Regions from separate parts of the Mus musculus genome. Here region 2 is linked to region 1. Evidence: chromatin contacts called from ENCODE Hi-C or POLR2A ChIA-PET data. All regions are on one chromosome and are shown on one strand. Each heading gives the region's core, a stretch centred on a gene start or an enhancer-like site at or near the end of the contact. The rest is flanking DNA. Distances are from core to core; before and after follow the strand shown.

What was found. A loop is a pair of places that touch in the nucleus more often than their neighbours do. ChIA-PET counts read pairs that join two places held with the same protein, here RNA polymerase II (POLR2A).
Region 2: POLR2A ChIA-PET joins it to region 1 with 12 read pairs in Patski. The contact joins the promoter of Nacc2 here to the promoter of Ubac1 in region 1. A Hi-C loop is called at or near these places in 1 of 37 maps with a recorded cell type or tissue (mouse embryonic stem cell). POLR2A ChIA-PET finds 5 or more read pairs at or near these places in 1 of 5 experiments (Patski).

Annotation. Positions count from the first base shown.
Region 1 is chr2:26,020,418-26,023,117 of GRCm38, reverse strand. Ubac1 (ubiquitin associated domain containing 1) reads left to right here and starts at 1,358. Exons shown (of 10, transcript NM_133835.2): 1 at 1,358-1,721. The coding sequence starts at 1,584.
Region 2 is chr2:26,090,925-26,093,699 of GRCm38, reverse strand. It overlaps Nacc2 (nucleus accumbens associated 2, BEN and BTB (POZ) domain containing), which reads left to right and starts at 1,304. Exons shown (of 6, transcript NM_001037098.1): 1 at 1,304-1,949.

The DNA.
Region 1 (2,700 bases), core at 109-2,608:
GGAGGAGAGGATCTGTTGTCTCCAGCTCCAAAGGGACCTCATACACACATTGCAAAGATCACTGTCTCCACAATTCCTTCTGCTCACTTCACTCTTGGGAATCCTGGAGAGCCAGATCAAGCATATGGAAGGGACTTGTCCCGTGTCCCTCTGGGTACTTCTTTCAGTATATCCAGTGGTAGGATGCTGAATGGGCTATGTGGAAATACTTGCAAACATTCTTATTATGCCCTAGGTGGCACCATGACAGGCTTCCAAGAGAAAGAGGACATTAGGCCTCTGAAGACTGGGGCTTAGTAGCCTAGGCTTTGGACAAAGAGCAAGGGGTTTGTTGGGGAGAGGCCTGGGGAACTTGAAGACCAGCTGGAGGGGCCTCAGACCCACTCCTCACAACCCTTATTGCTTAGTTCTGTACCATCTGCCAAGACACAGATCTGTGGCAAGAGCTCATGGATCTTGTCAAAGATGACTATGAACTTGAACTGTTCCTCCTACCTCCACACCACCATTCCTGGATCACTAATAATTATGATATTATTTATTTTTTATTTGTTTTTTTTTAGCTTAAAAAGATTTATTTTGTAAGTATTGTGCTTACATATATGTATCAACAGTGTGTCTGATCTTCAAGATAATTCTGAAGCACCATTGTGGGTTCTGAGAAACACAGGATCCTCAGCAAGAGTAGAAAGTAATCCTAACCACCGAGCCAGGGCCCCCCATCCCGTATGTGTGAGTGTGTGCGCGCATGCGTGTGTGTGTGTGTGTGTGTGTGTGTGTGTGTGTGTGTGTGTGTGTGTACGCACGCGCATTTGTATGTGTTTTATGCAGGCTTGTATTCCAGAGTGGTTCTGAACTCATTATGTAGTCAAGGATGACCTGTTTGACCTTCTGGTTCTGCCTAAACGTTCAGGATTATAAACCTGTGCCAGGCGTATGCTGCGCCGAGGAGCAAACCCAGGGCTTTGTGCATGGCATACAAGCACTTACAACTGTGACACATTTCTAGTGCCCTGACCCAGACGTATTATCTTGTGTACTTGACTCCGGAGCCCTTTTCAATTCCAACAGACCAGCAAATCAGGTAACAAGGCTGGGAGGTGCTGAAGGAATGAGGTATATGGAGAACTACAACTCCCGGTATGCATCTGACCCACCTCACACATTAATTTTTGGTAAGGGGGCCGTGAGCCTGCCTGGGAACGACAACTCCCGGCGTGCCTTGGTGCACTTTACCTATTTCCGGCGCGGTGCGGGCGGGGGGTGCGGGGGGTGGGGTGGGCAACAGCAGAATGCCTGCCAAAAAAAAACCACATTTCCCGGCATACCCACGGGCGCTCATTACGCACTTCCGGCGCGGCTGCGACCGCGCGCTCCGGGCGGCTACGGCGACACGGGCAGTGGCAGCAAGGGTACAGCTCCTGCCCCTTCAGTGACGGGCGGCGGAGCTGACAGGAGCCGGGGCGGGGCGGCGGCGGCCAGCGAAGGAGCGCACGGCGGCCCGGCCCCGCCCCTGGTCCTCCCGCCAGCCTCAGTGACCTTCACTGGTTCGGGCGGCGGGTGCAGGCCCGGGCGGCGGCGCGATGTTCGTGCAGGAGGAGAAGATCTTCGCGGGCAAGGTGCTTCGGCTGCACATCTGCGCAGCCGACGGCGCCGAGTGGCTGGAGGAGGCGACCGAGGACACATCGGTGGAGAAGCTCAAGGAGAGTTGCCTCAAACATGTAAGGCCGAGCTCCTTACGACCCAGTTCCACCTCTGCCTCCGTTCTGAAAACCAGAAACCTAGACTTATGTCCCAGACTCCGCCCCAGTCCCCAGCCTTCTGGTTGCCCCGACACTCCTATCTCTACCTAGACGCCAGATTTTCGCTTCTTCCTGGACCGGTCCCCAGTCCCTGCCGTGCAGCCCGCTGCTCCCAGCCTTCGCTCCTCCGGGCCTGGGCAGCGCCTTCCGCTCCTCCAATCACAAACCTAGTGCTCAGAGAAGAGCATCTGGCCCCCGCTGTTGAGCGAGCTTTATTTAATTTCTGCAACGTGCTAGGGAGGTGAAGGCGAGAGTGAACAGAGACTGGGAGAGGCAAAGGCAAGGGATCATGGTTTTCTAGCCTTGGGGCTTGCCTGCTGTTGGGATGAGCTTTTAGTTTCCTCCAGAAGCTGGAAGTAACTAGATCCCATTATAAGAGGACTGGCTCCTTGCCTGAGGAGCCAGCTGCTAGGAGCCCATGGCCGGGACTTGACACTTAGCAGTAGTCACTTAAAATAGTGTCACTGTGGGACAAGTTCCTTGGCTTCTACTTTCTATTGGGGCAACAGTTGATTGAGTGGGAAGGTCCAGGATGACTGTCTCCTGCCAGCAAGTGGCATTTGTTAAGTTTACTTACATTCAGTGAACGTTGTACTATAGTTAGCCTTTTAGTTTTAGTTAAGTCTTGGAATTAGTTCTTGAAGCCTTCCTGGCTCTAACTGCTCCCAGTTGAAGATGAAACAGATGTCTGTTAGACACTGGTAGCCTATGGAAGCACCATGCCAGACAAGATTAGTGCCAGATAGCTTTTTAGAGGGGACTCTTCGGAAAGTTAGGGATCTACAGCAGTAGGTTGTGTTAAAGTTCAGCATTGTGTTTCCTCTAAAGGCAGTCTTCAAGTTACTATAGCAGCTGCTTGCAAAGGGTAGTTTATCATCTGTGTGCCTTTGTGTAGTCA
Region 2 (2,775 bases), core at 55-2,554, 71 kb before region 1:
GAGCCTCTGTTTGATTGGGATTGCCTGTGGCAGAAGTTGTGGCTGTCTGAGCAGAAAGCATCTCTATGGTGGGTGCTGTCCACCTGGGAATGGAGCCTTTTTGTCTCTTTCGTGCCCTACATCTCTGAGTAGCACAGTTGCTCTCTAGCCAGGCTCAGCATTTAGCTAGCATCCCATACAGCCCTGAGCACACCTTGTCTTGCCCAAGATGGGCTTGTGAGTCCTACCTGTACAATTTCTGGAAAGAAGCAGCCACTAAGTGTGTGTGGGGGGGGGGGGAAAGGAGGCGGAGGGACTGTCCTGGATAGGGTATGGCCCAGAGGTGACCCTGACAAGCCCTGAGTCTCCTGGCCTTGTGCAGAACCTCCTTTCAGCCAGACTGAGCACTTGTTTGTAATCTTCAGGTCCCAGAGAACCTCATGGCCAGCCACCCTGAGGGTTCTCATTACCTCCTTTAAGGAGGCAAGGACGACAAAGGCTTGGAGGGTTCTACAGGCTGGGCTTGCTGGCAGCTTCCACACCTGGACTCCCCCCCCCCCCAATCCCTGTTCATGGGAGCCCACAATGTGTAAATAAGGAGGTGCCAGATGGCTCCATTTTGTTGTTCTCTTGGTGTCTTGGAGGGTACACTGGGAATGCAGGACCATTAATACTACCGCCTGCTGAGCCTGCGTCACCTTGATAGTATTGCTTCTCAGTAGACATCTCCATTGCCACCCTTGACCCTTTCCTTTCTTGCAGGTAGAATATGTTCTTTCTGGAAGCATGGTTAGTGACAGTGAGAGAAACTGAGGCAGGCTGCCCAATAGCTCTCCCTAAGGCCCTTGCAATTAAGCAAATGCTGTGAGCCTGGAAGAAGCCTACCCTTTGCCCAAGCAGAACATGACTGGCCCGTCCCAGAAAAAGACCCGTAAAGGGCACAGGAGACACCTTACTTAGTTGCATAGCTGGTCTCTATTTGCAAGAACTGTTTCAGGGAGCTGAAGGAGCAGGTACCCTTAACCTTACAGGGGTCTGCCTGGCGATAAAGTTCCTCCTTTCTTAAAGAGCCAGTCAGATACGAGAAGATGGAGTGAGGTAGAGGTAGCGTTCTGGACCCACAAGTCTGACTGTTAAGGAGCCTGTGGCCCAGCAGAGTGTTTGGCTCTGAGGCTCTGAGGCAAAGTGGGGGAGATAGCTCCAGGGTCCTAACCCCTTCCCAATCTGTGCCTCTTTAGGACCCCTTTGGCACCCTTTTTCCTATTCCCCATCTCCTGACTGTGCTTGCCCCCTTCCCCATCCCCTAGCCCCGTGCCCTGCCTCCTGCCCAGTCTCTTGCTACCCAGGAAGAGTTAAGTTCTATGCGTTGCCAGCTCTGCAGACTGTTTGGAATAGTTTAAATGCTTTGACACTGGGTCTGTACAGGATGGCAGGGAGGCAGTTTACTGGGTAATTCATATGCAAAACTGCACTATAAATTTCCAAGCTGTCTCAGTTGCCGTGGCACCACGAAGCATTTCTCCACGTACAGTACAGTATTTCTGCCATCTTTGTTTGCATTGCAGTGAGTCATCAAAAGTCTGTCTTGCACCAACACCCGGAGCCGTGCATTCCTCTGGCACCAACGCGCCACTGTTTTTAAAGCTGGGGCTGGGAGCTGGCATTTACTTCAGCTCCCAAATCAAAGGCGGCTATTCATTCCCGAGAGCTGCCTGGATGTTCGTCTGCATCCGGCTGCTTCATTGAGATGCTGCGCGCTGCCCGGGAGAGCCGGCCTGGGTGCAGCTGAGCTGCGGCCGCTGAGCCCAGCGCCCAGCTCTCTGCCACCCCCACCCCTCCTGCAGGGCTCCTCACGCCCTCCCCACCTCAGGGTTCCTTGCTGCATTCCCCGAGCAGCTGGCGGGCCGGTGTGCGGGAGCCTGCTGCCAGGCTGAGTGGGCAGTGTCTGCCGCCGGCCACAGCCGCTGAAGGTAGGTCTTTCCTCTCCGGTTCCTGTCTGCCGGCCAGCCCAACAACTTCTCAGTAGCGGGGGCACTGCGGGACGCCCCGGAGCTGCGCCCACCTGCCCAACTCCTGGCGCAGGGTGGCTCCGTCCTCCTCTACAGCCACCCGGCGCCTCTGCGGCCGCCCGCACTTTCCTCCCGCGGGACACAGCGGCCCTTTGTGCGGCTCTGCAGAGTTGGGCCAGGGCCTGCGCCTTCTCCGGTCACCGCCCCCCCCCTCCAACTCCCCCGCCATCAGCAGAGTCCTATGCTGATAAACAGTGGCGACCTGCCCTCTACCCCTGCCCCCTGGCGGGCTTAGTCCTGAGACCCTTCTACTTACCTGGGCTGGGACCAAGCCAGCTGGGATTGGCCGGTTTTGGAAGTGGGGCGGAGGGAGGGCGCACGGGGCGGGAGGCTGCTCTGCGACAAGCACCAACTCCTTTTGCATCCCTGAGGGTGCTCAGGACCAGGGTCTGGGTTTGGGGCGCCTGGAGCTGCCAGGAAACACAGAGTGTACCCGGAGCCCTTCCACCCGACAAATAGAGGTCTGTCCCCAAGAAAAGAGTGGAGGAAGGAGCCCACTGAGTTCCCCCTTGTCCACCTTCCTTGTTCCTCCTTATCCGGCAGAGGAAGCTTGAAGCCGAGCAAGGGCTCTGAGAGGGGACGCTGCTCTGCAGTTCCTCAGAGTGCCCTCCGCAGGCTGCTCAGTGGGCAAAGAGGAAAAACAGACCTGAAACTAAAGCCCTCCCTGCTCTGGGGCTTCTCAGGGAAAGCTGCACAGTGAGGGGCTTTGGGCTCAGGGAACTTTTTC